Regions from separate parts of the Mus musculus genome. Here regions 2, 3 and 4 are each linked to region 1. A link is a loop called in an ENCODE intact Hi-C map of the cell type or tissue named here. Cell type or tissue: heart. All regions are shown on one strand.

Region 1 (5,000 bases):
CATGGTAGTGTGCAGATAGACATGGTGCTGGAGGAGCGAGAGTTCTATACCCAGATCTGCTGGCCCCCAAAGCTTACATCCAGCAACATACTTCGTCTAACTAGGCCACACCTACTCCATCAAGGCCACACCCCCTAATTCTTGTCAAGTAACACCACTCCCTAAGGACCAAGCAATCAAATATGTGAGCCTATGAGGATCGCCACAGTTATGAAGCCATCTCAACATGGTGCCTGGGTGTCTGCTGACTGGATGAGGAGCTGTAAGTGAATACAGTCTGATGCCAATCAGAAAGTGCAAATTCCATGGCTAAACACCGACCAAACACACTTTATTGAGAGTCCCAGGTCAACAGGTGTTTGCTGCTGCAGTGGAGTGTTTTTATAGCTTTGTGGACTCGTCAGGAAATAGGAGGGCCCTTCTTTAGGACACTGGTTTGTGTCTGCTTGGGTTTTGTCCATGTAGCTATAGAGGTTAACAATTACCTGAGCTATGATGGCCTCCCCAAAAGAGGATAAAATTTATTAAACATCTGAATGCAAAGAAAAATGACCTTGAGCCTGGTGAGGTCAGAGTTTAATCCCGGCACTTACAAGGCAGAAGCAGACAGATTTCCACAAGTTCAAGACTAGCCAGGTCTACACAGTGAGTTGCACGCCAGCCAGAGTTTCAGAGTGATGTAATGAATGCCACCCCTCACCCAAAAGCTTTGATTAAGCCAAAAAAGATTGTTACCAATGTAAAACCAAAATACCAAAACTCCGTTCAGAAGCTTTTTCAGAGTCATAATACAGACCTCACACTAATAACCATTTGCACGCCAAGAAAAAAAAAAAAACAGAGTGACATTTGCAGTTATCTAACCCGACCGATCTGGTGTGGAAGCTGACTTTATATCCTGAGCAAATCTGTATCCGATTCAAAGTGAGGTGCACTGGAAACAGTAAATATGCAAATATTCTACAACAAGCCTGTACTGCAACTTTCTTGATGTCCCTGACCCTGCCTCTCCCACTAGGATTTGTGAAGTTGGTACCAGATTTCTAAAAGAAAGCCTCGATACAGTCGGGACTGGCCCTGTCATTGTAGGCTGAGGAGTCACTGGCCGGCTCTAAAGCCTGTTTCTCTCCAGCCATGCTACAACCACCTGTGAAAGACCTAGCGCTGTCCATGATTGCTAAGACAGTTTCAAAGTCGAGCACACTGCACTTTTAAGTACATCTCACTTGAGAGAAGACTTATAGCAACTTATAAGTAAAAAATTTATCTATTGTGTTTCAAGAGTTGGCGGGACGCCTGGAAAACTCCGGGAGGTCTGAGTAAACCCCGTGGGACTTCCCGGGAGCCGGAGAGAGGAGCTTCCAGCTCCATCTGGACCACAGTTGCATCTCAGCGTCCCCAGGTGTATCATTTCCCATCCACCCCAGATCCCTATTAAATACATTATTTTACCGATGAGAAAGCCAAAGCTTGGGGAGACTGAAGGAAGAAATCCTAGTGGAAATCTGAGTGCAACAAACACACTGTGGCTTTATTCCATAGTGCGACAACTATTCAAAATCGGAACGGGACTGGCGCCATCCCCTAGCTGCTTCCACACTCACGCCTAGCCGAAATGCTCAGGCCATCACAGGATCCTCAAAGCTATGCCAGGACTTCTAATTTCACCATTTAACTCCAGGACGCCATAGAAACATTTGGCAACAAACCCATCCGTTTCCTGATTAAGTTTTCTTTAGCTCGGAAAATCCTGCATTAAGGCTCAGATTTTCACGCATCACAAGGATTCTAGAGACATGTGAGACTCTGTCTACGACCACTCCCCTCCGGACCCAGTATTTTACATATGGCCTGGTCTGATCAGCTGAGTCCAGAGAGGTACAGTGCTGGATGCCAGGCACCCCAGATGCCCGGGTACCTCTAGCTTCTGAGACTCATGCTTCCCACTCATAGCAGAATAACTTCAGGTCACCGAATTTTATTCAAAGAGAACTACATTCGGTTGTCTCATTTACGGAGCTATTTCTCAATGCGGTGGATGCCACCGAAGAGAGCCAGGTTTTCGTTAAGGATTCCACAGGGCGGCTTCTTCAGTGAAACTCAAGTCTGGCTATTGTCTTCAGTAAATCTTGCTCCAGCAAGGCCTGCATCCACTTATCTTTGTGAATTGAGATTCTGTGGCTTGGATTCGGTTCCTACTCCTCCACCGGCCTCTCCCCACTTCATACTCTTCTAAGCCAAACAAGGATGGGGGCTGGGGAAGCCCAGTTCAGCGTTGTATTCTTTGTCTCTTGCTGCCCCCTGCTGTTCAAGACAGGGTAGGCTAAGCAGACTGGCAGCGAGCTCCAGGAACCTGCCTGTCTTTGCTTCCCTGGTACCATGGAAAGACGGTGTCACCACACCCATATGTATGTATACGCCGCTGGATGGAACTTGGGTCCTGATGTTGTGGCGAGCATTTTCCAAACGGCGCTGGTTCCCTGGCTTCTCCATTTTTCCTCTCAACATGGAAATGAAAGGATAGCTCCCGAGCAGTGGCTCTGTGAGGGAGAAACAAAGTGTCTGGCAGCAAAAGCTATAGGATTTTCTTATGAAGCACTCTCATTCCATTAGTTTTTTTTTTTTTTTAAATAAGGAAACAAAATCGTGTTACTTAATATCCATTTCTATTGAGCCAGTTAGTCCATCTAAACACACACAAGAGTCCAGACATGCACTTTGGAGTTATGGGAGAGATTTACTATGACGTTATGTTCCCATTAAACCCATCAGAAGGTGGAACCAGATGCCAAGAAAGTATTGACTGCACAGGCAAAACCCTCCAACGAGTTCCTCCCGGTTCACCTTGAATATGTCCTGAACACTCACATAATTCACATAATTTGGCAAAACCCATTGTAACACAAAGCCTATTTGTTAATAAAGTCCCGACTAACCCATGCCATTTCTCCAGCTCTCCAGGGAAAGGTGCCACAAAACGTCCCATTGGAGAAAGAAGAGAGTAAGCAGGTAGAATCACACTGCAGTTTGGCTTTGCTGCACCGTATACATACAGTGGACTAGAGGCCAACTGAACGACAGTCAAACTCTGGTGGGCAGGGGGACAGAACAGCATCATGAGGATCACACATAGGTCAGGAGCTCTTCACATGCACACTTCAAGAGGCACAGGGACTAAAACTCGAGTCCTCACCTGAATGAAGGTCGTCACAACCTCTGAGTACCTGGCCACTTAATTCCTTCACCCACCAGAATGAGAGTCTCAGGAGAGCAGACACTTGCTGCCCAGTTTACCATGTACTCACTCTGGATCGGCACAAATCCAGACGTGTTCAAGGTAAGGTCTTCCTGTCTCCGATCAGCAACCACTGATATTCATTTCAACCACTGATGTTCATTTCCCAGGCAGCAGCCAGACCATCTTTCTAAAACTCGAATCTGATCATGACTGTTGCCTATTTGGAAGCCCTCCAATGACTCCTCCTCAGTTGTCCTGGCAAAGCCCAAACCCCTAAAATAAGCCAATAAGGGATGGTGTGCATTTCAGCCACACCAAGGCCTTTTGGCATTCCTAAGGGTCATGTGTCAGGTGTCCCAGCATCCACACCTGTTCCCTGACTGGAATCCCTTTCCCTCTTCCCTAAATTGTGGTGACACCCGCAGGACCCAGCTCAGGGATGCCTCCCACTGGGCTGAAGTAAAACTGAAGTAAGAGGTAAAGCTATCTTCCTGGGCCTCCAAGTTGTAGGGTCTTAGTTTATTGGTGCTAAGGATGATTATCGTGAGCCATTACTTCTGAACCTGTGTTTTGCTTTCTTCTTCCTAAGCTCCTACAACCTCCTCTATTTCTTTAGGCATTTACTACACAAGATATGGTGCACACACCATTAGGATTTCTATGCCTGTTGGTCTCTTAATGGGACCTTTATGGAAGGCAATTGGATGTTCATTACTGTGTTCCTTTAAGAATAAAAAACAAGTGCCAGGCGTGGTGACGCACACCTTTAATCCCAGCACTCAGGAGGCAGAGGCAGGCGGATTTCTGAGTTCGAGGCCAGCCTGGTCTACAGAGTGAGTTCCAGGACAGCCAGGGCTACACAGAGGAACCCTGTCTCGAAAAACCAAAACAAGAAAAAAAAAGAATAAAAACATGAGCATATCATAAAAATTAGATATAGCATTCTTCTTTTAAACCTGTGTGTGTGTGTGAGAGAGAGAGAGAGAGAGAGAGAGAGAGAGAGAGAGGAGAGAGGAGAGAGGAGAGAGGAGAAAGGAGAGAGGAGAAAGGGAAGGAGAGAGGAGAGAGAGAGAGACTCTTAGGAGAGAGGAGAGAGGAGAGAAAGAGAGAGAGAGAGAGAGAGAGAGAAAGAGAGAGAGAGAGAGAGAGAGAGAGAGAGAGGAGAGAGGAGAGAGGAGAGAGGAGAAAGGAGAGAGGAGAAATGAGAGGAGAGAGAGAGAGACTCTTAGGAGAGAGGAGAGAGGAGAGAGAGAGAGAGAGAGAGAGAGAGAGAGAGAGAGAGAGAGAGACCCTTTTCCCCAGGATAACAAACAGGGTTTCAGATGACCCAAGACTACTAATAAAAATGATGTCATTCCAGGCTCATCTTTGGGGAGATAGATCAACTTTAATTGAGGTGAATCAAAGGTTATATAGTCCTGGGGAAGCAGGTAGGACTATCCAGGGTGGGCAAAGCTCATTGGTTGAAGGCTGAGGTGCTGAGATGCCTCATTAGCATGAGGAGGCACTCTAGGAATTCCAGGCGCTCCCTGAATGGGTTCTTATCTGGAGAAAGGAAGCTGAATCTGTAAGCAAGCGCCCCAGGCAAGGTCAGAGAAGGAGAAGCCCTGTTGACAGAGGGGGTCTGCCATTTTGCACTGAATATGTGTGGTGTGTGGTGTATGTATATATATGTGTGTGTAATGTGTATGTATATGTGTGTGTCTCTGTGTGTGTATGATGTATATGTATATGTGTGTGATGTGTATGTATATGTGTGTAT
Region 2 (5,000 bases), 320 kb before region 1:
ATGCAAGAACATCAAGTACTTTTAACCTCTGATTCATCTTTCCAGCCCCTCATCAAACAAACTTTAAGATCAATATTTTATAATTGTTACCTCCATTATTCTCATGTCCAGTCACCCCCTCTACCACCCTGTCTTATCTTTGTCATTGGTGCCACCAAGACCACCATAACAGCTAAAACATTTGCCAACCAGCAAGGTGAATACCATTGACCAAATATCCACCACCAAAGAGCCCACCTTGGGCTGCCTGAGAAGTTACACAATGTTTCTGTCACTCAGAGGCTATGGTTGCCTTCATGAGTGGCAGTTATATCTACGGAGGCTTTATCACTGAAGGTTACCAAACTGTGTCACTCACAGGACCTTCATCTCTTTGAGCCTTTCCTGATGCTCAACATAATCTCTTGAAAGATATTCTTTGGCGTGCTTCTTAGCCAAGACCTTTACCCAGGTGTGTGCCTTTGATACTGCTGTCTTGAGACGGCCTTCATTATTCCACTCTAAGGCAGTGGTTCTCAACCCATACATAGGTCATGACCCTTTGGGGGGTTGCATATCAGATATCCTGCATATCATATATTTATATTACGATTCATCCCAGTACCAAAATTACAGTTATGAAGAGGCAATGAAATAATTTTACAGTTGGGCTTCACGACAGCATGAGGAACTGTGTATTAAAGGATCATGGCATTAGGAAAGTCAAGCGCCACTGATATATGGTTTTCTGTTCATCTACCTTGTGTGGCTTGGCATCTGTGACTACTTCTGTTTTGTCCTCAGTGACACAGAGCAACCACTTCCATCATTACAATCTCCACCGACTTTCTCAGCCACCTTGGAGTACATCAGTGATAAGTGCAGCGTCTCTGGAGCGCTTGGCATTGGTCACTTCCCATGCTTGATGCTGCTATGCGTTCCTAGTTGTTCACAATGGCGCCACAGCCTACAGCTGGTCACTTTCAAGCTCAAGGATCCATCCAGTGAGCAACCTTCCCAGTGAGCAAAAATCATTTGATTTCCACATCCAGAACAGACATGGTAAGGCGAAGCAAGGCAGAAGAGTCACTGTGAAGTGGTGACTTAAAGTCATAGAAGAGATAGGGTCTTGGTTATGAGACCAGTGGCTCTCTGGCTCTGGGGGACTGTGATCTGAGATCAAGATCCAGAGACCTGAAGATCCCTTCCCTTTGCTTGGCCTGGGGGAAGCGTCAGTGGAGGGAAAACTGTGAACACAAAGGACCACAGTTTGAGAGCCTGGCAAGGTGCTCGGTTCATAGCCAGGATTGCCCAGCCAGCCAGAGCTGGACAAACCATTCATTAATGTTAGACACAGCTTTGCACAACAAAAGTCTTGCGGTGGAAGACTCAGGCTGCGGTTAGGGTGTACACAATGTTGTCCTGACTCTGGCTCCATTTACATATAGCAGCTCAAAGTGTGGCTCCTAGTCTGGTAATGTTATCTAGAGCAAGTGTAACGCTAGTTGGATTGGCTCACACCTGTAATCACAGTGCTCAGAGAGCTACGGCAGGAGGATGGCGGGTCTAGATCAGACTGAGCTGAATAGCAAGATCCTATCTCAAAACAAAACGCAATTAAAAGTGTGCTTAACCTCTCTGGAGTTCAGCTTCTTGGTTTGAAGAATGGGGGTGGGGGTGGGGTGATTACAGCATTTCCTTCATGGGGCAAACGAGCAAACGGATGAAGATAAACACCGTGTATGCTATACTGATGTGATCATCGGCAGCTGCTCCTGCTGGTTTTGCTCAGGAATAGTACAGTGCTAGGTGTATGGTTGGCTCCCAAGAAATAGTTGTCAAATGGAAATTATTATCAGGCAGGTAGGTATTACACACACACACACACACACACACACACACACACACACACACACACAGAGAGAGGGAGAGAGAGAGAGAGCATAGAGTTCAAAGGGAAAAGTATGGGAGAGAGGCGAGGAATCAGAGGACAGCGAATTGGATCTGAATATGTTATCCATGTATAGATATTTTTAAAATACCTTTAAAGGTGGCAAAGTAAATAGCATCCTGAGGTTGTTTTCTGACCTCCACATGTATGCTGTGCATATATGTACCCCACACACACACACACACACATGCACACGCACACAGATGACTACAATTCCATACATTATCATTACTGTTGCAGCTACCTTGTGCACCCACACTCCACTGGAAGCCTACTCTGTGCAAGACCTGGAAAGAACCGGTTTGTTCAACTCACCTTCGTTTCCCACCAGCTAAGCTAGAGTGTACCTACTGAAGGGCAGCTAACAGAAGGACCAGTCCACACTGGCTCCTCAGAGCCTGTGGACTCCCAAGTGCTGCCACCTACATCAGACCAGACGCTGCTAATGGCTTTTGTTCATCTGCCAAATTCTTCTGCCTCCCTGACCTCCTCTGGGAAGAAAGCTCAGACATGACTGAGTCTTCTGGAAGCCAGAAGGTACCAGATGCTGGACGACTTGGAAGGCAAGCAAGGAGGTAGCAACCCAAGGGGACAGATCTCGGGGACTATGCACGGCCCCGGAGGTATTTTATTTGCTTTGTACCTTAGATGCCTCTGCCATTGCAGCCCTGGCCTTCAGTCTGCCTGCACTTCCTTTCCTCCAGAGACGTTGTTGCAGAGAGAGCTCACAGGAGTCAAAACAACAAGCCCGGTGATATGAAAACCATATGTAAACTTGGCAGGGCTGCCTTGTAGCCTAATGGGCCTCCCAGACATTGCAGGCCCACAGACACTGGCCTTTTGTGAGGCAGGAGACCTGCCTCCCCCTCCCTCGCTCCCATTCTGTGGAGACAAAATGAAAAAGGAAAGAGAGACAAGGAAGGCAGCCAGCTCTTTTCCCGACAGCCATGTGTTTCCGCGGCTTGGGGCTGAGTGACACTGGGCTCAGTGAGGGATAAGCATGCATCGGGCATTGGGTGTCTGTGGACAGCCTTGTTCCCAGGACCTTCATTTCTGTCGCTTGGTCTTCATGGCACGCCCATTTCAGAGACAAGGTCACTGAGGCTGATGGAGGTCTCGAGATGTTACTGATAACTGGTTTCTCCACCAGTGACGCATCAAATACAAGAGAATATAAATGATCCCTTTGATATTTGTCATTGCAAAGCTGCCTCCCAGGTAACCTTTGGATCATTTCAAACAAATTTAGTAACATTCAAAACTTTGCCTGCAGCTTGCTTTTTCCCATTATGTAGAGAGAAACTGAGATATAACTCTCTCCCTTTGTGACGTTGCTGCAATGATGGATAATATTCTAGGGTGCCATTGTTGTTCCTACCTGAAATTACTATACAGCTCAAGGCCCGCTGGGTGTGGAGGATGACTGTATTCCAGAATGATCATCACTGGGGGTGCTAAAAGATATCATTTTTTAGAATAGCTTAAAAAAGAAAAAGAGAAGCCAGATAAATGGTAGATAGGGCTTTGCAGTTATGGCGGCTTATCCTGTGTTTCCAAAGACTGGAATAAGCATGTTCGATAGGCAAATGCTCCTGCAAGCTGGCCTGTGTCTGTAACCTATGAATCACGACTCATCTTGGAATGGCTTCTAAAAAGACCCAAGGATACTTGAACGGCATATGCAAACTCAATAACCATTGGTGGGGTCAGCCCCCATGGGCTCAAGTGTGCTGGCATGAGCTCTTCTATGGACTACAGGGCTCCCATCTGGGCTCAGTCTGCTATGAGATGCTTCCTGAGCTGCGCCAGAGCTCTAAAGGCGCTGTCTGGTGATGATGTGGAGAGGGTGTGCGCTCTCACTTGCAGGGGGCTAGATGAAACCTTAGCATCCCTTAGATGAGCGAAAGCAGCAGCAAATGGGAGGAGGGCAGCCCAGGGGCAGGGAGCAAAGTCCCCTCATAGACGGTGGCAGTAGTCAATGAGTCACTTGGTACCCACACCTAATGGCTCTAGGAAAAAGCTGTGTCCCCAGGCATTGGTGAAGCACGACATTTTTATTATGTTTTGATTTATAATGTATCTTGTCAGTGTGGAGTAGGGTGTGACAGCCCCTTCCCAGTGTGGGAAATACATTTCCAGACCCTCAGTGCTGCACTATGGGGTAATACTATAATATATAGTATAGAATATATATGCTATAATGATATAGTAATATAGATCCCATATTTACTATGTTTTCCTATCTATATTTGTGTCCAGATAAAATCTAGTTTATAAATTATGTACAGTAAGAGATTAATGAAAACAGCTAACAATAAAATAGAAACGGTTATAACATGTTATGATAAATGTGGTAAAATGTATGAATTATTTATTTGGGGAGACTATTTTTCCATCTAACATTTTCAGACAAAAGTTGAAACGGAAACCATGGAAATGAAAACCCCAGCTGGGGGGAGCAACTGCATCTCACACATGCACTACTTTTTCAGAATAGGTTGTCTTTCAAATAGGCTGGCCAGATTCTGATCGATGTGCCGAGGGGGTGGGCTGCAGAGCACTTGGCGGGAGAGAGGTGGGAACAGAAAGATCTCTGTAACCAGTGTCCGGGCTCTCTAGCTCCTCCCACAGCCTTTGATTCCCATGATTTTGGTGCTCATTTTAAAATATGCAAATTAACCTTTACTTTAAGCCTCTTTGGTATGGTTTTGCCACCCTTGCTAGATATAGCCAGGCGCAGAGAGAAACCAAGTAGTAACCAGTCCCATCTCCAAGAGACGGGCGAAACAGAAACATCTCCACCCCGCTTTCCACGCCAGACTAAGGCCGCGCATTGTGTTGTCTAAATAGGCCCATGCTAAATAGTGTCCTCTCCAAAGTCAGCAGACCCATGCATGAAGGATGTCTCTGACCAAGCACCCACAAACCCCATAGCACTCTTCTTCGTTCAACGCAGTGCTAACCGCTCTGTGAACAGAGAGCTCCTCTCCAGAGGATGCAATTTAAGAGGAGGAATATCCAAACGTGATTTTTAAGAGAATGGAGCTGATCCAGGAACTGATAGCATTTC
Region 3 (5,000 bases), 140 kb before region 1:
CCAACAATTAAAACCACCATGTCTACATATTCAGCCAATCACATTCTAGAGGCTATCGTAATGGTTCTTGCTGGAGAGAATCCATGTGCCAACCAACTAAAAATGACCACCAGAAGAATTGAAGGATGGATGGGGCCAAGTGGAGGCATGCGGAATGCTTGGACTATACATAGTAGAGTTCATTCTCCAGCTGTGTGTGGAGAGTGTGTATGGTATGTGTGTGTGTGTGAGAGAGAGAGAGGGAGAGAGAGAGCGCGCCTGGTTGGACTCAGAAGACTTTGCTTTGGATGTTTACTCAAAAGGTGGGATTTTAGTAGACACATCTGTGAAGCCTATGATGGCTCTGAAGAAGGAACATTCTGAAGAACCTGTCCTGGGGTGAGGGCCTGTGTAGATAGCAGGAGAATAAAGGCATAGGTTTGGAGAAGGATTTGGGAATAAGTTAAGACTCATTAAGGCTTAGCTTCTAGCCTTGGGGAACCCTGCCACAATTTGGCTATGGTGCCCACACCTTTAAGAGACCAGGATCAAACTCTGATCCTATGCATCATAGGCTGTTACTGCACTACTGAGCTAGATCCCATCCCTGTCCTGAAAAGTCATACGGGACCCAGGATACAGATACTTAAAGGCCATAAAACACAGCTGTAAAGTGACAAAATGATGTGACAGTTAAGCCATTCAAAGAAGTCAAGCCCTAAGAATCTCTGGCATCTGCACACACACCACACATTCACACACACACATACCATATACACATATCTCACACATATATACACACACCACACATTCACACATACATGTCATATACACACATGTACACACACCACACATTCACACACATGCCATACACACCACACACACACACACCATATACACATACACACCACATATACACACCACACAATCACACATACACATACCACATATACACCACACAAACATAGCCCCCACACCACATATACACCCCCACACCATATATACACCCCCACACCCCACACACACCACATATATACACCACACACATACCACATACACCTCACACCACATATACACACCCCCACCCCCACATATACACCCCCCACACACACACCTCACACCAAATATACACACCACACACACCCCACATATACACCCATCCCCAGCCCCCACATATACACCACACACACACACACACACACACACACACACACACACACACACACACACACACTTCTGTGTGGATCAGCAGCAATTCTCCATGTGGAGACGAACTCTAACATGCAGAGACCTTTCTTATGAGAACTAGGCAGAAAGACTACACAGGCCAGTAAGGGAAGATCTTTTGAGACAGACAGGAGCTAGCCTGAGAAAGCTTCTCTTTGGATGTTGACAGGAGCTGGCCTGCTGCTCAGAGCTAAGCCATGGGTCTCCTTGCCTGCCACAAGCAATCTCACAGAACAGCAGCCTTGGACGAGGTCATGCTGTGACTATGAGGAAGTCAGACAAGAAACATGTCTACTTCATAATTTTCTCTAGATGCAGGCAAGAACAAGGTCGAGGTGTAAATGGTAAAATGCTAGCTAGCGTTGCTCCCGGAGTCTGAGTGAGGAGGGATGCTGTTTTACCAATTCTCACTCTGTCTCCTCTTGCATCTGACCCAGATATCAAGATATACAGAGAACCACTCCACTTCCTAATGGTGCGGGATCCTGAAAAGCTATTGTTGTCCTCCTCCACAGTCCCAGCCGGAGGCTCGGGCTGTTTGAGCTCCAAGACCCCTTTAGTAGATGCCCAGGGTTCTGCATAACGCATGGCCCCAGCTGCAGCTGCACTGGACTCAGCTTAATACCGTAATTGTGTGGGTAGTCTAGCGAAAGGAGATGTAAGTCACGTTCTGAGCCTTGCTGGTCTAAGAGCGGGAAGGAAAAAAATGACCGCAGAATAGAGCGATTTTCTCTGAGGGGTCGGTTGCATTGGTCTGTATGCCAAGTCTTCCAACTTCGAGTAAACAATGACTTTAGGCTTCTCTCCCTTATCAAAAGAGCAGAGTTATAGAAGTTTCTGGAAAGCACATTGGCTTGAGCCTCTTGAAGTCCCTGTGGCTCAGCTGTGTCTCCAGAGCCTTTGAATTTGCTGAAGCACCAGAATCCCCAACTTGAGGGTGAACCCTGAAGCGGGACTTGAGAGCCTTCCCAACGGAAGTCCAGAAAGCCCACTCAGCCTTAATTGAGATGGTCCTAGTCTCTCTGGATGTTATTATGTACACTCAAAAGTTTTCCACAACCCTAAGCTTAGACTTAGACCAAGTACACGCCCTGGGTGTAGAGTTGACCCAGGACACAATAGTAGAGTGTGGTGCCCTCTAGTGAGAATGGCCTAAAACACCCCCTGGAGCTTTCTCAGAAGAGCTCAGTGGCACAGTTTTCTACTAAACAAAACCCTAAACTAGAACATCAAACCAAGAGCTGCTGTTGTGAAAGCAAGCCAAAGGTGAAGTCAGAGCACTCTCATCTTTCTGCAGAATAAAGCAAGAGGCCCTTTCGGAGAAAGTGGGCTCTTGAAGTCAGTGACCTGCTTGTCTCTCAAATCTTGTGTCTCAAAAAGCGGTTGAGCGAAACACATGCATGATCCTGATGGGTCTGCATTAAGGGACCTGAGAGAGACATTGATGCCACTCTCATTGAACATGTTAATGCTACAAAGAAAAACCTCCTGATGGGGGAAGGAGGGGAGGAAGGAAGGAGAGAACATATGAAATGGATGGAAGGGCTTACATCAAAGACCAAGGAGCCACCCTCCTATTTTAGGGAGTGTTGACAAACAGCCCAAAGTAAGCATGTAAGGGGACATAGCACAACTTCAATCCTAGTGTCCTGCCCAAGGCCAATAGCTGGCTTTTACTGATCGACATTTGACTCAATGCTTAACAACCTATGGAGCTTGGCTGACAAAAATTACAAGATGAGCCGGTGTGATTGCTTACGGGGTAGAAGTGCTTACCTCCCAGCCTTGCAACCCTAGTTAGATCCCCAGGACCCATACGATAGGAGAGAACTGACTGTTCTGAGTTGTCTTCTGCCCTCCACACATGCACACACACATGCGAATACAGACACATAAACATGCACATGCACACAGATGCATACATGTGTGCACACACACATGGGTACATACATGGGACACAAGTACACACACGTAGACATGCACACACATGTATGCATACATATGTACACAGACATGAGTACACACACATAAACATGCACATGCACACAGATGCATACATGTGCGCATACACACACATGGGTACACACATTGAACACACATAGACATGGACCTGTGCACTGATGCACACACACTTTCGTAAAACGGTACAGAAGCACCTATTTGCTGTTGAAGAATTTCTGGCAAGTTGGTGCGCACTTTGGAACCGTCCTAGATTATTTTTTGCCAGAGATGTTTGTCGTTGCATCTGCTGACGCCCAAGTCTAAACCATGTAAAAAGATGCTGACTACATGAGCCTCCTAAGTCCAGGAGCAGACACAGTGAGGGAGTGAGGCATCGGACAAGAAGTCTGCTGTGACATTCTGGGAAGAGGAACTGTGAAGAAGCAAACAGTGGAAGTGTGAGAATCGCCACTAAAGAAGACTTGCGAAGCCGAGCTGAAGGGATGCGGAGAAAGAACTCGCTCTTCTTCCGAAGCGTGACTACTGAGTGGCTTTTGTCACATTGAACACTCAGTGGAAGCAGCCTCATGGAATTTATCTTAGAAAGAAACTTCAGGGAAGGCAGACATATTTTATGTCTAAGAAAACTTTCTTATTATGGGAGAATTAAAAACGCAGACTCTCATTGAACAAAAGAGCAGACTATGGAAGGAGGCTGGACCCACAGTTACTGAAGCTCCTGTTAGGGTCAGAGCCATGCTCTGAAAGATTCAACAAGCTCTGCTCCAACATCAGTTCCCACCATGTTCGTAAAAGAGCTGAGAGTGAAAAGGAGAGAAAGGGGACTTACTCATGTGTGGCTAGACCTGGAAAAAGAACAAAGAAAGGAGTCTAGTGACCCCCAAGTCTCCCTCCCAGCATGCTGAGTTAATGGGTATGCTTAATGTATGCAGGAGGCATGCGTACACAGGCAGTCATAGTCCAAATGAGGTCCTGCCATCATTGTCTTAGCCCTGCTAAGCTGTCAGAGCTGTGTGAGGTTCTAAGGACATGACTTCCCCCTGGGCTTGGGACTTCAGCCATTCTTTTTCCCCAGCACAGGGCTCCTGGCGGCGGGGGATGGAATTTAGTTCCTTGGTCCATTTTTTTCCCCCAATAGTCTGAGAGCATACGTGCTTCTCCCCTATCGTCCATCCTGCTAGGAAGTTATAGCAGCACACAGGAGCACAGGCCTACCTTCCTGCACAATGAAAAGATGATCAGAGAGGACTGGAAAGTCACCCGATATTGAGCCTCAACTCCTCAGGCTTCACCAGCCCTGTTCAGATGAACGCAGGAGGTGTGAACGTGATCCAAACGACAGGCAGCTCTAGAGGGCGGACCACTTGATCTCTCATCTCTCCTAAGCTCTGCTGCAGTGAATGGAAGTGGTGATGTACATTGGAAAAATTAAAATGAAAATAGTTATGAATATGGTTCTTACATATGTTTGTATAAGTGGGACACTTTTGCATAAAACAGGTCCTTCTTTTAGGTCTGTTAACTTTGCCATTACCCCTTACTTTTCTGAAAATTTTTTCAAAAGGATGGGCCACACAACTGGACAATGTGCAGAGAGTGAGACCTTGGGACACTTCATCTGACCCCTCCCTTCAGGGCTCAGGGAACCCTGTGGAAAAGGAGGAGGAAACATTGTAAGAGCTCGTGAGGCTGGGTGAAGTGGAAATTTCTGGACTCTTTAACAACTCAGCTGTGTCATGTGATGTTTTTCCTGGACACTGTCTTGTGAGGGGGCATCTGATGGTTTGCTGAAAACAGACACTTAAGAGGGCAAGTAATGGTGAGAAGGAATA
Region 4 (5,000 bases), 240 kb before region 1:
TTTGAATAAGGACTCTAAGTCTATTCATCATGCTCGCCTGTGTTTCTTTACAGCCACTTTTAGTCTAGATAAAAAAAATGATGACCTGCTTTGTCAACTTGCTTTGACTTTTTAGATAACTTTTTGAGATTGAACCCAAGTGTTATAGGTCACCCTTTTAAGTGTACAAATCGGTGTTTTTAAATATTCCTCAAGGTTTTATAATCATCTCCATTGTCTACTCCCAGATCATTTTGCAGTCAGCGTCTTATTGGAAAAAGAAGCCCCATGGGGCTGGAGAGATGGCTCAGCAGTTAAGAGCACTTGCTTCTCTTGCGGTTCCTCGCACCCACTACCTGCAACGCCAGGCTCCAGCTCCACAGTCCCCTTTGGACAACAACAAGTTCACACAAACACACACACATAACAGTAAATAATAATACATTTTTTTTTTAAATTGGAAACCGTCTCTTCTAGATTTTTTGTAGGCATGGAATCACACATGTGACCTTTTTTGTTGTTGTTATTTTGAGATAGGGTTTCTCTGTGTAATCCTGACTGTCCTGAAACTTGCTTTTTAGACCAGGCTGTCCTTGAACTCACAGAGATCCTTCTGCCTTGGCCTCCTGAGTGCTGAGATTAAAGGCGTGCCCCCACCACTGCCAGGTCATACTTGGTTCTTTTAAAACTAGATTTTCTTCATTTGAAACTTGCTTTTAAGCTTTTTTCATGTTGTGTCATGCAACATGTCTTATAAGGAACAGCAATCTGTTTAGCCATTCTTCCGACTTTGTGTAGTCTGTTATCTGGATCCTGTAGTCCTGGGTAACTTTGAATCCCTCGAATGTAGCCACAGCTAGCCTTGACCCCCTGATCTTCCTGCTTGCAGGGATTACAGGCAGACACAGACAACCACACTCTAGTTTTTAACTCTAGAGACCAGACCATTCCTCAGAAGTTTGCCTCTTATAGGGTTTGACTGATTATTTATTTATTTATGCTGTTATTATTTTTGTTTTTCACATAAACTTGAGAGAAATGTCATGTTCTTGAAGGTTTGACTGTTAAACTTTAGTGCAAGAAATGAATCCCCTGGTCTACTTGCTAGAGGTCCAGAGTTCCAGGCTGCCGGGCGGTGGTGGCGCACGCCTTTAATCCCAGCACTTGGGAGGCAGAGACAGGTGGATTTCTGAGTTCGAGGCCAGCCTGGTCTACAAAGTGAGTTCCAGGACAGCCAAGACTACAGAGAAACCCTGTCTCGAAAAACCAAAAACAATGCCGGGCATGGTGGCGCACGCCTTTAATCCCAGTACTTGGGAGGCAGAGGCAGGCAGATTTCTGAGTTCAAGGCTAGCCTGGTCTACAGAGTGAGTTCCAGGACAGCCAGGGCTATACAGAGAAACCCTGTCTCAAAAAAACAAAAACACAAAAACAAAAACAAAACAAACAAACAAACAAAAAAAACCAAACAGAGTTCCAGACCATATTACCAGACAGTGGTTAAACAGGAAAAAAAAAAAAGATTTATTTTTATTTTTTATGTGGGGGCATTTTGCCTGCTTGTCAGTCTGTGTACCATGAGTGTGCCTGATGGCCAGGAGGCCAGAGAGGGTATCAGATTACCAGATGGCTGCTGGGTGGCACCTTGGGTTTTCTAGAAGAGCAAACAGTACTCTTAAGTGCTGAGCCATTTCTCAAGTCCTGGAGAGTGACTTTAAATGCTCTCTGGGGGAGCCTGGTACTCTGCATCTTTAACACACCAGTTGCTCGGTTCTCAAATACTGAACATAGTTTGGACACTTATAAAAACACTATTTAAAAAAATTCCTAAGTGTCCCTAAATTTTGACTCTAGCAGAACTTAGCATTACATAGGAAATGCCAAACAAACATCTGTCCGGTCTCTAATACTTTTAAAACATAAATTTGCGAATACCACTTTTAGAATTACTACAAAAGGGCCTAAGCTCGGAGGTAAAGCTGGGCTTTGAAAGAATGCTGGCCAGGAGAATTCTGTGTGGTGTTTATTAACCTCCCTGCTCTGAGCCAAGTTAGCTTTATAGGTGATGAAAGCCAGAGGGCCTCTAATAACTAATCTATTGTACATGTCTTTTAGCATTGACCTCTATATTTACAAATGCAGTCTGATTAGTTAGATAAGGGAAATTGATTTTATTGGGAAGGGGGAGAGCTACAGTGGACTTGTGGGTGTCAGACAGGGCAACTCTGGGGAGTTGGCTCTCCTCTTCCACTTTGGGGTTCAGGGACCTAAGTCGGCTCACCAGGCTTGGCTATAAAAGCGTGTGCTTGCTAACTAGGCCTTTCTCTCCAGCGCAACTGTGAGGAACCTGAAATACTGACTCTGATACCACTTTGGTTTTGTTCTTGTTTTGATTTTTAGGTTTATTTATTTATTTATTTATTTAGTATATAGCAGGCCAGAAGAGGGCACCAAATCTGATTATAGGTGGTTCTTTTAGGGGGCTGTAGTGGGTTGAATGAGAATGGCTGCCATAGACCCTTGTTTGAATGCTTGATCACCAGTTGGTAGAACTGTTTGGGAAGGATTAGGAGGTGTGGCCTTGTTGGAGGAGGTGTGTCACTGAGGGCTTTGTGGTTTTGAGGTCCCAGAAGCCCACAAAATTCCCCTGGACTGTTTCTTTGCCTTGTGCTTGTTGTCTCAACACTAGCTTTCAGTTATTTCTCCAGTGTCATGCATGTGTACTTACCGGCAAGCTGCCTTCCATGACGGCTGAACCGTGAGCTTCCAAATTAAATGCTTTCTTTTATAAGTTGCATTGGCCATGGTGTCTTGTTGCAGCCATAGAAAAGTAACTAAGACAGGATCTTTAAGAAAACAAGATATGAAAATTCTTGCTAGTGTATGCAATGGTGTCAGCATTTGGGGGCTGATTATGAGATGGATCCCTGGGTATGGCAGTCTCTAGATGGTCCATCCTTTCGTCTCAGCTCCAAACTGTGTCTCTGTAACTCCTTCCATGGGTGTTTTGTTCCCAATTCTAAGAAGGGGCAAAGTGTCCACACTTTGGTCTTTGTTCTTCTTGAGTTTCATGTGTTTTGCAAATCGTATCTTATATCTTGGGTATTATAAGTTTCTGAGCTAATATCCACTTAACAGTGAGTATATATCATGTGAGTTCTTTTGTGATTGGGTTACCTCAGTCAGGATGATGCCCTCCAGATCATCCATTTGCCTAGGAATTTCATAAATTCATTCTTTTTAATAACTGAGTAGTACTCCATTGTGTAAATGTACCACATTATCTGTGTCCATTCCTCTGTTGAGGGGCATCTGGGTTCTTTCCAGCTTCTGGCTATTATAAATAAGGCTGCTATGAACATAGTGGAGCATGTGTCCTTGTTACTGGTTGGAACATCTTCTGGATATATGCCGGGACACCATTGCATACACTAGCAAGATTTTGCTGAAAGGACCCTGATATAGCTGTCTCTTGTGAGGCTATGCCGGGGCCTAGCAAAACACAGAAGTGGATGCTCACAGTCAGCTATTGGATGGATCACAGGGCCCCCAATGGAGGAGCTAGAAAAAGTACCCAAGGAGCTAAAGGGATCTGCAACCCTATAGATGGAACAACAATATGAATTAACCAGTACCCCCGGAGCTCGTGTCTCTAGCTGCATATGTATCAGAAGATGGCCTAGTCGGTCATTAGTGGAAAGAGAGGCCCATTGGTCTTGCAAACTTTATCTGCCTCAGTACAGGGGAACGCCAGGGCCAAGAAGTGGGAGTGGGTAGGTAGGGGAGTGGGGGGGGGGTATGGGGGACTTTTGGGATAGCATTGGAAATGTAAATGAAGAAAATACCTAATAAAAAATAATAATAATAATAAAAAAAAGAAAATAAGACATGGATCCTAGGAAAAAGGAAAATAACAACAACTGTCTGAAGGAGGTTTATACCAAGTCCCTGAAAGGGAATCGCTAATCCTAAGCAATGACTTCCATTCCTCCTTGGCTCTCCTGACCTCATTAGCCTGATGTGGATGGAGAGTGGGGTTATGCAGTAGTATAACTAAAACAGCTTCTAATCTTTGAAAACGCCATGCATCCCTCTAAGTAAGAGAATATAACAAGCCTCAGCAAATATCAATATTTTTGCCAATTCTGTTTCATCTGGTACCCACCTCATCTTCACTCCAGTTTTTGCAAAACTCCCTGAATTTGAAGATCTCAGTTGTCTTTAATTTTTTCCTTTAGTTTTGAGTTTCATACATGTATATAGTAAAATACTATATTTATTGCTATTGTCCCTTCTAATTTCCCCGCAACAGCCTCAAGAAGTTCTTCCAACTTCATGTCTAAAAAACAAAACAAACCAACCAAACAAACAAACAGACTTCACTAAGAGCAATTAGTGTTGTCCACGGGTGTGGGGCCATCGGCTGCAGCATGAGAATCCTACCAGTGGGCATATCCCTCTCTAAGCACTGTCATTGGCCAAAGATTCCTCAGAAGGGGTGGGGCCTGGAGAGCACCTACCTATCGCCTCTATTTGGGGATTCAAATTTGTCTTTTATAGTGACTTTCTTTGAGCTAAAATATAAACTAAAAGCCAGACATGGTGGTGCATGCCTTTAATCCCAGTACTTGGGAAGTAGAGGCAGGTGGATTGCTATGAGTTTGAAGACCGTCTGGTCTACGTTGGGAGTTCCAGGCCAGCCAGGGCTATACATAGTGAGATCCTGCCTCAAAACAATAAGAGAGGGGGAAGAGAGGGGGAGTGAAAAGACGAGAAAGGGGAGGGAGAGAGAGAAGGAGAAGGGAGAGGAGGGAGAGGAGAGGGACAGGGAGAAACTCTAAACAAGACAGTATAGCATCTGGTATGCGCGCGCTTAAGTCTCTTATAGCATCTGTCTGTCCTTATTCAGTTCCTGATCTGTTATGGAAATTGGATGGTCCTGCAAAATGACCTTTGACCCATACTTGTTTTACAGTTTCTTCTGCTATTTCTTTGTTGATCATGTTTTCCTATTTCCTAGC

The links. Hi-C counts contacts between places; a loop is a spot of excess contacts. Peaks named below come from ENCODE experiments on the same cell type or tissue, not always from the same donor. Only the 100,000 strongest peaks of a DNase experiment are listed, where the experiment ranks them.
Region 2: a loop joins it to region 1, with 2.7 times the contacts of the local background. A loop is called at or near these places in 2 of 42 quality-filtered maps.
Region 3: a loop joins it to region 1, with 2.8 times the contacts of the local background. A loop is called at or near these places in 6 of 42 quality-filtered maps.
Region 4: a loop joins it to region 1, with 2.8 times the contacts of the local background. A loop is called at or near these places in 4 of 42 quality-filtered maps.

The regions. Positions count from the first base shown.
Region 1 is chr5:73,851,497-73,856,496 of GRCm38, reverse strand. No RefSeq gene overlaps it. Among named protein-coding and RNA genes, the nearest start is that of Gm34960, 49 kb to the right of the region's middle. In heart, a CTCF peak has its summit at 2,308 (motif pointing left); a DNase peak (open chromatin) is centred at 2,266; H3K4me3 peaks cover 521 bases; H3K27ac peaks cover 658 bases; H3K27me3 peaks cover 372 bases.
Region 2 is chr5:74,173,469-74,178,468 of GRCm38, reverse strand. No RefSeq gene overlaps it. Among named protein-coding and RNA genes, the nearest start is that of Gm32002, 14 kb to the right of the region's middle. In heart, a CTCF peak has its summit at 2,692; a DNase peak (open chromatin) is centred at 2,718; H3K4me3 peaks cover 297 bases; H3K27ac peaks cover 2,932 bases.
Region 3 is chr5:73,991,069-73,996,068 of GRCm38, reverse strand. No RefSeq gene overlaps it. Among named protein-coding and RNA genes, the nearest start is that of Usp46os1, 20 kb to the left of the region's middle. In heart, a CTCF peak has its summit at 2,355 (motif pointing left); no DNase peak of the experiment used is centred here; H3K27ac peaks cover 543 bases.
Region 4 is chr5:74,086,867-74,091,866 of GRCm38, reverse strand. No RefSeq gene overlaps it. Among named protein-coding and RNA genes, the nearest start is that of Dancr, 3.7 kb to the left of the region's middle. In heart, a CTCF peak has its summit at 2,414 (motif pointing right); no DNase peak of the experiment used is centred here.